2 separate regions of the Homo sapiens genome follow, and region 1 is linked to region 2. A link is a contact called in ENCODE Hi-C or POLR2A ChIA-PET data. All regions are on one chromosome and are shown on one strand. Each heading gives the region's core, a stretch centred on a gene start or an enhancer-like site at or near the end of the contact. The rest is flanking DNA. Distances are from core to core; before and after follow the strand shown. Region 1 overlaps NCAM1 (neural cell adhesion molecule 1). Region 2 overlaps NCAM1 (neural cell adhesion molecule 1).

Region 1 (6,477 bases), core at 1,122-3,621, 48 kb after region 2:
TTCCTGGCACTGGTACAAAATCCCAAATCATGTGCAGTGGGAGTGAACTTGGAACTGCAGAGTTTTGCAGGGATTATGAAAGAATCAGACACAACCCATGTTACTGATCTTCAATAAAGAGAAACTCCAGAGCATTTCTTCCCCTGAACTGATTTTACTTTTTGTCAACAGCAGCCAATACAAAGCCTCAAACCCACTTGGCATTCGGCACTTTTGCATCAGAAACTGCCTGTGTTATTGTGCCAGTGGTTGCCCTAGGTGTTCATCATGAGCACTTAAAATGATTGCTTTTGCAGTTGCAGATGGCTGTACCGGTTCCAAACAAAGAGGGTCACTGAGGGCTCTGCTTATAGAGTGCAGTTTCTGGAAGGAATTCACCACAGATTGTACAATGAAGCCCAAGCTCGCTGGACTCTGCTGGCCCAGGGAATTTTTACAAGGTTAAGTCAGCCATAAATTCTGTCTGGGCCTTGTCTGTTCCCTGATAGTTCCTCTAGGGCTTTTTCGAGAGTTTAAATTAAACTATCTTCTTGTCCATTGAGATGCACAACTCCCACTCCCTATGGATGTGTTTGTGCAAGCTCCGTCACAAGAATACGTGGGAAGTTGGGTTCTGTCTTCACTGCCATCTCACAAGAGAAGAGAGTTGAGGGACAGTACTGAATTACACATGATCGTGATCTACACAGACCATCCGTTTTAGAAAAAAATTGAAAATCTCTGCCACCTAGGAGAAAAGAGAGTAGGGAATCAAAAGAGCCCCCCAAGAGATGATTACTTTCATCTTATAAAATGAAAATTATAAACTACAGGGAGTTTCTTTGTAGATTAAAAAAATCTTATTTCAGAACGTTTTACTTCTTTCTTCAGAACGTTTCATTTCTGCTCCTTACATCTACATAGTATTTTAAAATTGGTGCATGTCATACCTTGGACTTGGAATTCTTTTCTTTTTTTTCTTGTTATTGCCAAACCCTGTGCCCCCGAAAGAGTTCCAGGTGTTCATAAGAGGCTGCTGGAGTGTATTCTTCCTGTCAAATGTGCAATTACTGAGTTATCAAAAATACATGGGCTCCCTTATCCTGATTCTGTTCTCATTTTTGGACAGTTTATTCCTGAGACTGATCAATCTTGTAATCAGGTTAAACCTCTTATAAAAAACATTTAGTGCTTTTATCATAGATAAACCACATAAAATCCCCCTGCCTGTTGAGTATGGTCAGTATGTCATGCTAGTAAAGAAAGTCACCTTGTTTCCTCTTAAGCATGAGGATGTAGTAAAAGAAACTCTTGTTGATTTGGCTTCCCGCCCACCCCCTTTGCCCATCATTCAGCAGAACCTGGAGTGTGTAGGTTTCTAGTGGCTTGCAGCAGAACTGAGGGAGAAGAGAAGGTGGAGAAGCACTGTGGTTGAGCTCCATAGAGTAGGCTGGGCTTCTGCAGAGCCTTCTATGCCAGGGAGCAGCTGGTCATTTTTGTCCATCCCCTGAACTGATTTTTTTTCCCCTGAAACCTTGGCTTGGATCGCTTCCTGCAAACAACGTGAAATCTTGCATGTGTGCCAGGTGAACTGCTGTTCGAGATATTTTCAGAATTCAAGGGTGTTATGCTAGGAAGTCAGGATCATTTAAGTAAAACAAACAAACAAGCAATTATGGGGTTTTATTTCTGTATAATCTGTAATTTTGAGTTGTAGTTCCTTGGGGGGAGGAGCAGCCTGAGATGGTTATGGTGTGTTACCAGGCAATTGCTACAGGAACAAGGCCAGGGGCCTACTGTAATTTAGCCTTTGCAAACAAAGCTAAAAATATCAAAACATGATATTATAGCAACCCCTTTGTCTTTTTGGTTTCCAGTCATTAGAAGCATGTTTTTTGTCTTGTCATTTATTTGTTTAAAAAAATGAAAAAAAAATCCCATCTCAGGCTCCAGGTGCCTGCTGCAGTGTAGGAGCAGGGCCCTGTGCATAATGAAGCTGCCCTTGCTGGCTGCTAACATAGAAGTCAGGAGACCAAGGCGCCTGCTGTTATCTTAGAGATTGTTTTTGCAGTGCTTGCTTCTGGCCTAATAACTACTGGAGGTGAAAATGGAAGAATCCATTTTTCTTTTCTAAATTACATGGAAAGCCAGCCCATGATGTCACTCTTCTAGAACAAATAACATTTAAAAAAATTGTTTTAATGGATTTTTGAGATAAATATGAATTGCTGTGGAGGGATAGCAGTGATGTAATGGAAAAAGAAAAAAATGAATGTGGGACTGTCTAAATGTTTGTCTCCACCAGGAATGTTATTGGATTCTGCCCTGTTTGTTCTTCCTTTGTTAGTTACGGTCACGGGGCATATTCTCAGTGGGCAGACCACAAGACACAGGCAGTGGAGACGCGATCTCATTAACGATTCAACACGCCACCCTAGTGGCCACCCGAGCACATATTCCGCATGGAAATTCGAAATGGACGTTCAGTTCATTGCTTTGGCTCTCTGGGAAAGAGGCTCTCAGCTTGGGTTGCATGGGAAAATCACCTGGACTCTTAACAATTACTAACGCCCTCTCCATCCCTTCACACTCAAATTCCCCTAGTCACAGGTAGGGCTCAGACTTAAGTATTTTTCAAGCTCTCCGTGCAGCCAGGGTGAAGAACCACTGTCTTAGAGGAAAGCAAGTTTGGGCAAATCCAAGTGCAGCCTCATCTGGCAACCTCAAACTCTGCTGACCTCCTTCTGCTCAAGAGAAGATGTCTTCTTGCCCTCCAGAAGAAAGGCAGAGAAGACCTTTGGGAATTGGAGTCAGGGTTGTAATTTTCTTAGGCTGTGGCATATCTTTTTCTGTCTGTAAAATAAATACCGCAAAAGTGCTGAAAAAGTCTGGAAAAAAAACCACCCATGCTGCTGTTTTGCATCAGTATTGGCTCAGCAGCCGGGTCAGCCAGGCAGATTTAATGCCTTTGTTATAATAAGAACCTTTTTCTTCACCCAGGGGAATAGGATGTCACAGTTTTGACCTCTGTGGTTTCGCTATTGACCTGGTCCTCAAAGCCAGAGAGTTCAGAGCTAGGTCTGAGGTTCTGAGGTTCTTCTCCTGGGAATTGTCAAGAGTGTTATGGAAAGCAATTTGTTAGGGATGAGACATCTCTCTGGTGAATGGTAATACTCTGAAAGGAAGAGATGTGTCCAGCCTTGTCTCAGAGAGGCCAGTAGGGAGTGCCCTTTGCTGTCTGCCAAGAGGGAAAACCGTATGTTGAGGAGCGTTCTGCTTGTTGGATAAGAAGTGAACATCTAGAATGGAGTTAAAGAAAAGTTTTGCTCAGACCTGGCTAAGATCGAAAGAAGAAAGTGTCAGGGTTCAACTGCCCTGAAGACGTAAGTGTCCAGGCAGTATGCCCAGTGCTGCGGGTGCCGGGCTGTGCAAATGAGAGCTGGTCTCAACACCCTAGAGTATGCAGTGAAGGGGAGAAGAGAGGGAGTGAGCAAGTATTGGGAGGAATTTCACAAGGGAGGTGCTGGGTGCCATGAGAAGAGACAACTGTAGGACCCTACCCACTGGCATGTTCCCAGATGGCCACTGAATGGGATTGCCGAACACCACATTATCTTGCAAGGTTGGATGGAGCATCCTCCCTCCCCTTGTGCAGATATCACTGCAGGTAGACCAGATGCCTCTGGGTACATGCTCTGCAGTCTGCATTTAGCGCTGTACTCTGAACTAAGGGTGGAGAAGAGGACTCCATGGGGGTACATGCTCTGCAGTCTGCACTTAGCACTGCACTCTGAACTAAGAGTGGAGAAGAGGACTCCATGGTAAGAAACACAAACTGACTTGTTTTCTCCTACAATACCCATACTCACTTCTAATACTTCACTTCTGACATGAGATGTTGGGGCAGGGGCATTCCCACACACCAAGCAATTCTCCAGTGAACACCAACAAGGTGTCCTATAATTTAAATCATTTCTGACACTGTCTACCTGGAGTTAGAGTCAGATCCCACAGGCTAAAGGCTCAGTCCCACGAGACTGCCCTCACATCACATTTCAGTCGCAAGTCCCAGGTTGTGACCTTTGCTTCTGACCCTCCAGCCATTAATCAGGGTTCCCACAACCCCCTCCTTAGGTTCCATGATTGCTAGGATGGCTCACAGAACTCAGGGAAACACATATTTACATTTACTGATTCATGATAAAGGATAAGGATATTACAGAGGATATAGTTGAACAGCCAGATGAAAAGGTACTCAGGGCAAGGTGTGTGGAAAGAGGTTCAGAGCTTCCATGCCTTCTCTGGGTGCACCATCCTCCCAGAACCTTTGCCTGGTCAGCAGCCCAGAAACCCTCTGAACCCTGCACTTCAGAGATTTTTATGGAGGCTTCATCACGTAGGCAGGATCCATTATTAATTCAATCTCCAATCCTTCCACCCTTCTCAAAGGCTGTAGAGCAGGGCTGAATGCTCCAACCTTCTAATCATGATTTGGTCTTCCTGATGACCAACCCCAGCCAGGAGCCCACCGAAAGTCAACTAATTTGAACAAAAGACTCTCCTATATCACCCAGGAAATTCTAAGAGAGTAGGAGCTGTATGTTGGCAACAGGGGTCAAAGACAAAATATATGTTTCTAATTTTGTCACGATATCACAGGGACCCACTGTCTGCTCATTGGCAGCAAGCACCCAGCATGACAATGGAAACGTGTCTGTGGGGAGAACAGAAGTTAGAAAAAGGTGGCTGTGAAGTAGCCTGTGGCATTGTGGAACCCACCTTTCCATTATTCAGGACCCTCCACAAGGTAGAAAGTGACTTAGAAAGTCACTTAGAAAGAAAAGGAAATTTAAGTAAAACCACCCCATCCACTTAGATGAATTTGGAAAAGGCCAATCGCTTTCTGATGCACCTGTTCAAAAAGATAATTTCTAAGTCCTCTTTAGAGCTAAGATCCAGAATCTCCACTGTGGTCTCTGGGCTCCGAGTAGACTCACTTAGTCTGTTTTGATTCAGCCTCAGGCCTTCTGCTTGTCTTACAAGCAGAGAATGGGAAGTACTAAGAATCTCCACTTCTCAGACTAAGTCAGGGCCTGTAGTTCATTTTAAAAGCAGGTTCAAGACTTGCAGTTTAAACCTTTGAGACATCTGGTCGTAGCTGGGATCTATATAGCCTTTGCTTCCCCCACCCCCGATGGGACCATTATGAGAGTAGAATGTTTTCCTGCACCCTTACGACCCTATTGTCCATGCCTGAGTGAAGAAACCTCTGGTTTCTCTGGTTGGGGAAGGCTCTGGCTGTCTGTACTCCTCTGTGGTAGCTCAGCCCCAGTGTAGAGAAGACCACCACTGGCTCTCTCCTGGCTTCTCGCCTGGTCCGGTTTCTCTTGCTCCTAAATAGCAAAACCGACTGATTTTTTTTTTTTTGAAATGGAGTCTCGCTCTGTCACCCAGGCTGGAGTGCAGTGGCGTGATCTCGGCTCACTGCAAGCTCTGCCTCCCGGGTTCATGCCATTCTCCTTTCTCCTGCCTCAGCCTCCCAAGTAGCTGGGACTACAGGCGCCTACCACCATGCCCGGCTAATTTTTTTTTTATTTTTACTTATTTTTAGTAGAGACGGGGTTTCACCGTGTTAGCCAGGGTGGTCCCGATCTCCTGACCTCGTGATCTGCCTGCCTCGGCCTCCCAAAGTGCTGGGATTACAGGCGTGAGCCACCGCGCCCGGGCAAAATTGACTGATTTCTTTCCACGCCTGTTTATATTTCCCGCCTTCTCCCTGGGAAATGTGATAATGATCAGAAAAATAGCAAAAAGGCAACAGCAGGAAGACAGTGGAGGGGCATAGGGCTGGATCTCAACCATGGTCCTAGCTGCCTTCCAGCATAGTTGCTAGGGTCAAGATCTGTGAAAGGGATTTGCAGATGAGGGACTCTGAAAATCGTAGGAAAACACAGTAATAACGCACCAATGGGTGCTACCTGTCTCCACGTCAGTGAGCCAGCCAGAGGCACTCCTCTACCATTACAAATCCAGTGGAATAGCTGTTTGACCTTGGGCAAGTCATTTTAACCTTTCTCAGCCTCAACTTCCTCACCTGTAAAATAGGTGCATTTTACTTAAAGCACAGATTGTTTAAAGATTGATGTGATATGAATATGAGAGGACATGGCAAAGTACAAGGAATAATAAAATATTGGTGGGAGATGTTATTATGCCCATACCTTGCTGAGTGATGATAACAAATAATGACTTTGTTAGATCATGGGGAAGCCTTTCAGATCCTCAGTTCACGACAGGTAACTTGTCATAGAAGGAAGTCTGGAGCTCTCTGTCAGGCAAGTATAGTTGTCACTGCGACACACACACACAAAAAAAAACACTGGCTCTATTCTACCTACTGTATGTCAACTTCATAGTGCATATCTCTACATAGCCAAGAAAAATGAAATACAAATATAATCATTTTAAGCACTTTTTAGTAATCACAAATTCAGCTGG
Region 2 (6,974 bases), core at 2,974-5,473:
TTATGCTCTGGTTTAAATTTGGCTAGCTTTATAATTGATTATCCTCATCTCCCCTAAATTCATGCCCTATTGTGGTATGAATAAAGGTTATAGGGTTTGGGTCATTCATATAGGGGGAGAGGAGAGTTAGACAAATACAAATGTATATTTTCACTAAAGGATCGCTGGGTTCTAAATAGTAAGAAAATATTGATTAAAGTTATAAGGGTGGCTGGTGTTTACTATTAATATTCCCAAGGTAATGATTTCACTGAGAAATCATAACAAAACACTAAGAACTTTATTGTGAAGAAGCAGAAGTTTTAAATTTTCTAAAACGAAATGTCTTGAATTTAGTTTTGAGATTTAAAAGTAAGCTTGTGGCCTGGTTCCATGCCCCTGACATCACTTCCCTCTGCCTATAGAGGCAGAGAGTCCTTTCCTATTGGGATAGGTCCTTTCCTATTGGGATACCTCCCAAAGCCTCAGTAATGGTAGTACTAAGAATAGCCAAATAAATAATATACACAATTCTAGTGCTAAATTTTACCAGGTCCCAGTGACCTAATGCACATCCTCATCTAATCCCTATAATGACTTTGCGAGATGGGCACTATTTTAACCCCTAGTTTAAATATGAGGACATCGAATCTAAAAGATGATAAATAACCTGCCCAGTGTCACACAACTCATAGCACAGCTGGGAGGTTTGCCTTGCTGTAGCTGATTGTCCATTACCTTTCAAGGTTTGGGTGAAGTAATATTCCACAATTTAAATATCATACACAGCATTTGTGTGTGATATTTAAACAAAGCATTTGTTTTCATCTGTGCTTTCATGGCTTTATCTACTTCCATAATGGCCTGTCACAATTAATTAAATTTTTACCTTTGTTTTTCTAAATTGCAAAAGTAATTATGTTTGTAGTAAAAAATTAGAAAATATAGATGAGCAAGATAACAAGAATAAAGAAATCATCATGATCTATAATCCCTATTCTAGGAAAAAAAAAGTGCTAATCAAAAGAATATTTACTGTCTGATTCCGTATGTATGATGTTTGAGAATAAGCAATACTACAAGGAAAGAAAACAGATCAGCAGCGTCAGGACCTGGGGTGGGAGGTCTGGACCACAGGAGGACACACAGGAACTGTTTTAGAGTAATGGAAGCGTTCTGTATCTTGATTGTCGTGTGGTTATATGACTGTATACATTTGTTGAAACTCAGGATTGTATACAAAATAGGGAATTTTACTGTATGTAAATTATTCCTCAGTAAACGTGACTGAAAATATAAGCCGATGTTAACACCTTGTTGTGTATCCCTCCACACATTTTTCTATGAATATCCATTACAAATATGTATCACATATATATATGTCTTTAAAAGAGAGACTCTGTCTTGTAACCTATTTTTTCACTCAAAAATGTATCAAAAGCATTTCTGATCAGTAATCATTCATCTCTATCATTAAAAATGAGCATGATTATTTGAATAAACGTATTCATTATTCAAATTAGCTGTTGTCTGGATTTTCTCATCGCAGATCTTATTTTTAAGCTTTATTGGCACATGTTTACTATGCGAAAAAGAAAATCTTTCTCCCAGAACATGGTTGCTTTAACTGAAAAATAATGAAGGTGGTCGGTTGCCTAAGGTAATGTCTTTGTGAACATTCTGTCTGTTGTTAGCCTGCTAGTGATTAGGTAGCTGAAGACTCCTTTTCAGTACATTTTCTTTGACCTTGAATTAGATGTAGGGCTAAGGCAGGACCAACCTGTGTAAGTGAGCAGTCACAAGAAGTTCTTTTTACCTGATGTTAGTCTTTTGTAATCTCACTTTTAAAAACAAACTTCTCTTTCTTATGTTTTGCCAGTGGAAATATTTACCATTCGAAACTTACTCTTTGGGAGTCTAATGAATGTTATTTCCTTTAAAAGGCACAATAAATATTTTCCTTCTGACCTCTAAAAGTAGATGGCAGAAAATAAAATTGATTGTTTTCCTCATAAATTTGAATAGACATATTACCTCTGTTTCAAAAATGACATCAGCTAGATGACTTCCCAGGCTAATGACAGTTTTCCTGCCAGACAGAACACTTGATTTACCATTGTCATGAAGTCACCGTGCCACCGTGTTTCCCATTCCCATTGCATGCTTGAAGAATTGTGATACTTAAGGTTTCCTATAATGAAAAATAAGAAAAAACTGGACAGGGCTCATTGTTCACCATTATGTAGAGAAAGATCTCTCCACAGCAAACATTATGAGAGTGTCTTCATTGGTCTTGCTGAACGTGGCCAGCCTTCTCTGTTCCCCACCCTGTTAACACATTCTCTGCCTCTTCTATGTGGATTTTTTTTAAGTACATATTAGTTTCATGAAGGTCTTTCTGCCTGGAGAAGTGGAATCCCCCAACTTTTGGAAAGCCTTTTAAAGTCTCCATGAGTCCAGCCAGGTGTGGTGTCTCACACCCGTAATCCCAGCACTTTGGGAGGCCGAGACAAGTGGATCATTTGAGGTCAGGAGTTCCAGACCAGCCTGGCCAACATGGTGAAACCCCGTCTCTACTAAAAATACAAAAATTAGACAGGCATGGGGGTGTGCACCTGTAATCCCAGCTACTCAGGAGACTGAGGCAGGAGAATTGCTTGAACCCAGGAGACAGAGGTTGCAGTGAGCCGATATCGCACCACACTGCATTCCAGCCTGGGGGACAGACCAAGACTCCGTCTCAAAAAAATTAAATAAAATAAAGTCTGCATGAGTCCAATTAGCTACCGTGTTTCATATCTTTTCTGTATCTAAAATTGTTATCCTCTGACCTAGTAGAAAGGGTCTAAACCTCTGCTTTCTTTTTAGATAAACCCATAGATTATTTTGGGGGGTGGTTGTGAGGTTTTTTTGCAAATTAGATGATCAGTAAGTCCCTAGCGCCATAGACTGGGCCAGATGCACTGGGCAATGTAAAGAAATAAGCAATGTCCTGCCCTATAGGAACTTGCCATTGTTCATTTGAATTTGTTGACTTTGTTTCTCTCTGGAATTATATATAATTTCCTGTTTGCTATGATCCTTACCTTAAAATAAACCTGCAGTATTATCCCATTCACTCCTTGGAATGTTCTGATTTATGACTATTCAGCAGTTCTGTCCCATCAATAGGCTCTCAGGAATGTCCTAAATTGGCAATCTGTGGACTGGTGGGTTCCATCTAGAGCCTGATAGGGTGGAACCACTAGACAAATGGAGAGTGTCTTTTGTTGTCGTTGCTTGTTTCAGCATCCCTGGAAGGATAATTTACTTTCCAAAGCTTCATTAGCTAAATGAAACTCAAGTCTTGCCTCTTTAGTTTAAGACAGGTTCTTTTAAAAAAAAAAAAATCTTGATGTGTCTTAGATAGATATTCTCTTGGATTATCTTCCCTTTTACATGATACAGGGCTTTAAAATCAACCTTGTGTTTGACACGATCAATGGATGGAGATCCAGGAAGAGGACTGGTGCTTTAGGATTTCACTTCACATTGCTGTCCTCTGCAGAGCCTTCTCTTCCAGTTGACATGCTGAGGGACTTGGAAAGGGCTAACAATCTGCTTTTAAACTAGCGATGTATTCTGATGCCCAGTGCTTCAAGCTGTTTCCCTTTTTAGGCTTAAGTTTGCCTGGAGAGGAAAGTGGAGACCTTGAATATTAAACTCTTTTTGCCTTGTGTGATTTGATGGTGGTTTTGTGGAGAATTATTTGTCCTTAGGTGGACTCTCAGCCCAGTTTGGAATGAAGTCATCATAGCCACTTGTGCCAGGCCCCAAACAACCCATATAGCTGATCTTTTCCCCGGAGTCAGAGACACAAATAGAACTGTTTCAGAGCATTGCAGAGGGGAACTCTAGAGAGGTTTGGCCGTGGCCACTCTCCTTTCTGCTTTTAAGATGAGGTGCATTGTGCTTGGACTGACTCCACATTGGTAACCAGGAGACAAGCAGCTCTAGAAGATGTTGCTCCTAGGGCATGGGGCTTCTCTGCCTAAGAAGCCTTAGGACATTTAAGCAGCAGGAAAAGAAAGGTCTGTTTTGGCTTTATCTAGCCATGTCACTGAGTATAATGACCCCACGATTTCTTCTTCTTCACATTCATTTTGATGCCAATTCTTTTTTGCTGTGCTTGGGGATTTTTGTTTTTCCTCTTCAGGCACTTCCCAGGGTTCTGCACAAGTGTCCTCTGCAGTGGGGTGGCATCCCTGCTCCCTCTGGTGGAAGGCCTGAGCCACAGTGCTCTGAGAGCACCTCACTCACTGCAGTGAAGCAAAAAATCCTGCCTAGCCTGTGTGGCGCAGCTTTCTATTTTGCAGTCATAACCTTTTACTCAGCTAGTCAACAACAGGTATTCTGTGACTGCCCAAGGCTGGAGAATCAACAGTTCCTATCTCATGGAGCTTGTATTGTAGACATGCATCAAAATTTTGTATCTGAAGTGCAAATACCAGAAATATATAAATTAAGACGAGCTCTCCTCTCCCCCACTGAAAATAAAGGAAGTCTTACTCAATTCTTGGGGGGAATTGCACCCAACTCACCAATGTTTTGTAGTAGGAAATTCAAAAATTCAGAAAAGACCGTTATAAATCTTAGGTTATTTTTCAAGAGACATAACTAATAAATAGTACCTGGGGAGGCCCCTGGACAGTCAGCACCCCCCAGCTGGTAGCATCCTGGGAGCAAGGTGGCTGTGCCTTTTGAGTTCCTGAGTTGCTGTTACTTTAGCACTTTACACATTGCCCCACCAACCAGCTGAAGTGCAGAAGGAGTGCAAAAAAAGTTACTTTAACCCAGATGTCCATCATAAAACGTACAAAACAGCTTGGAAATAGGTACTGTGTCAAGGAAGCTTTATTATGATAATATTACTAATGGAAAGACAAAAGTTGAACCAAGATATATTGCCTCCACATTCCTGGTAAAGGTTCAAAACATAAGCACAGAGTTACTAATGTGTGAGCTGTCTTTTCCCCAATTCTGTGCTAAGGAAGTGAAATTGCCATCAGTTTTAGTTTTTATAATTTCTGAGCATCCACATGAAATAGCAAGAAAGAAAATACCCTACCCTCCACCTCACTGGCAAGGGTGCCAGCAGTGTCTTTTAGATTCTGTAAGGGACACGGTGACCAGAAAGTCAGGACAAATGGATTCTACCATTAGCCAACCAACAAAATGAATTTTCAGATTGTTCTAGACATGAGAACAAAAGATCAGAGAAGCCACAACAATGAGATACCTGTTACACATGTATTCTTGGATCTCCTTCTTCCACTCTGTGGATGCTCTGAAGGAGGCTTTATTTACATGCACTAGTCGAGAAACAGTTTTTGTTGAAAACAGATAACAGTTACGAGAATCTGGCCAAGCTTAGACTCACAGATTCTGCCCAGCTAAATGGTGGGATGTCTCTTTCTTAGTTTTTAATTGTGGGAAAATACACATGACATAAAACTTGCCATCTTAACCATTTTTAACTGTAGAGTTTAGAATATGGATCTCCTTTAAGGAGGAATTAGGCTACTAACAGAATAAAAAGTTTAATTCTTTCTCTCATAAGTTTAAACTGACTTCTCTAATTCCCAAATAGACACAGGTTTACGGCAAATACAAAAATCTAGGCTTAAGGTGACAAAGCAGAAATAGATTATGCAAAAATTCATGGGAATAATAAAGGTATTCTTGTATGTAGTTGATATCTGATCACCTCCTTCGCCTAAGTGGTGAGCTTTTGACAGTAAGGGCTGTCTCATACTAATTCATATATTTGTAGCACTTAGCACAATGCGTTACTCAAAAGTACTCTAAAACTATTTGTTGCTTGAGTACTATCTATTTTTCAGTAAATAATCTTTTGTCCATTCAGGCAACTGCCCTGAAATTTTGCTGTGTTATGCCTTCATTATAGAAGGGAAAGAGAAGGGTGGTGGACTGGTAGTGCCAGGGCTCTGAGGCTGCAGTGCTTTCTCCAAGGGACCATCACAACACTGCAAAGCCGCTAGAGAAATGACAGCCCAACAGACCTGGTGGACTTTAAACAAGAGCTAAGCTAGTTCAGCTGGCACATATTTTCAAGTGACTCCAAAATAAAATGCGTATTTGCATCAAACAACTGGAATCATTTTAGCTTTGGAGTTATTTAAATTTATCGACAGGGAGAAGAGCTTCTGGCTTTTTCTATGGGTTTGTCCTGTCAAACATTAGTCTGCTCATTTCAAAGAGCAAGACTGATCAATAAGGTGCCCAAAAAGCTGCCTCCAGACAAGGCTGGCAAAGAGAGTGGTACCTCTTGTGGTTTCTGCGTGGAACCCATTGGCATTGCACATTGACATTCTTCAAGAGGCTCTTTCTATGTCCTTTCTGGCCTTTTGAAAAGGTGCCACTGTGTTTTGGGAAAGGGTCCAAAGAGTAGAATAAGATCTAGTATTATGACTGTAACCTTTTTAACAAGGTGAGATTTCATAGAAAAATGTTTATTAAAATATGCCTCTTTATGAATATCGAAGATTAAATGTTCTGTAGTTGGTGAGCTCAAGTGGGCACTCCCAGTCAAATGAATTCTATATTTTCCACCTCAAATCCTTTTGAATAAGACTGGAGTAGACATAAATTACATGTTTCTCTTTGCAAATTGGCCTTCAATATTTCATGTGCCAAGAATATGTTACAAAATTGGGGCAGCATTAATATCTTTTTCCTAATGCTCTCTAAACAGACTTTTTTTGGTATTTCATCTCATCTGCATAAGCCATTTAGTGGCCAGCAAAAACTGTTATGAGGGAGCAAACTAATACATCAGAAGCAAAACCCAAGATATATTTAGTGCTCAGATCTAAGTTATTCACAATTTAGTGTCCTTTCCACTGCAGGGGTCTTCAGACAGTGTTCTAGGAAACATGGTTTAATAATGTCATGTCCTGCCTTCAGGTAAGTTACACTGTTGTTAGTGAACAACG

What was found. Hi-C counts contacts between places; a loop is a spot of excess contacts on that map. ChIA-PET counts read pairs that join two places held with the same protein, here RNA polymerase II (POLR2A).
Region 1: a map of ascending aorta shows a loop between it and region 2 (1.9-fold over the local background). The contact joins two enhancer-like sites. A Hi-C loop is called at or near these places in 5 of 168 maps with a recorded cell type or tissue (aorta, ascending aorta, breast epithelium and 2 more). POLR2A ChIA-PET finds 5 or more read pairs at or near these places in 2 of 52 experiments (WTC11 and activated CD4-positive, alpha-beta T cell).

What each region holds. Positions count from the first base shown.
Region 1 is chr11:113,160,425-113,166,901 of GRCh38, forward strand. All of the region lies in intron 1 of NCAM1 (neural cell adhesion molecule 1), which reads left to right. Among named protein-coding and RNA genes, the nearest start is that of NCAM1-AS1, 110 kb to the right of the region's middle. Within about 2 kb of position 2,372, at least 8 of the 41 ENCODE cell types and tissues checked have a DNase peak (open chromatin) inside an H3K27ac peak, as active enhancers do; they include ascending aorta, where a contact is called at or near this core.
Region 2 is chr11:113,110,413-113,117,386 of GRCh38, forward strand. The region is part of intron 1 of NCAM1 (neural cell adhesion molecule 1); the gene reads left to right. Among named protein-coding and RNA genes, the nearest start is that of NCAM1-AS2, 150 kb to the left of the region's middle. Within about 2 kb of position 4,224, at least 5 of the 41 ENCODE cell types and tissues checked have a DNase peak (open chromatin) inside an H3K27ac peak, as active enhancers do; they include ascending aorta, where a contact is called at or near this core.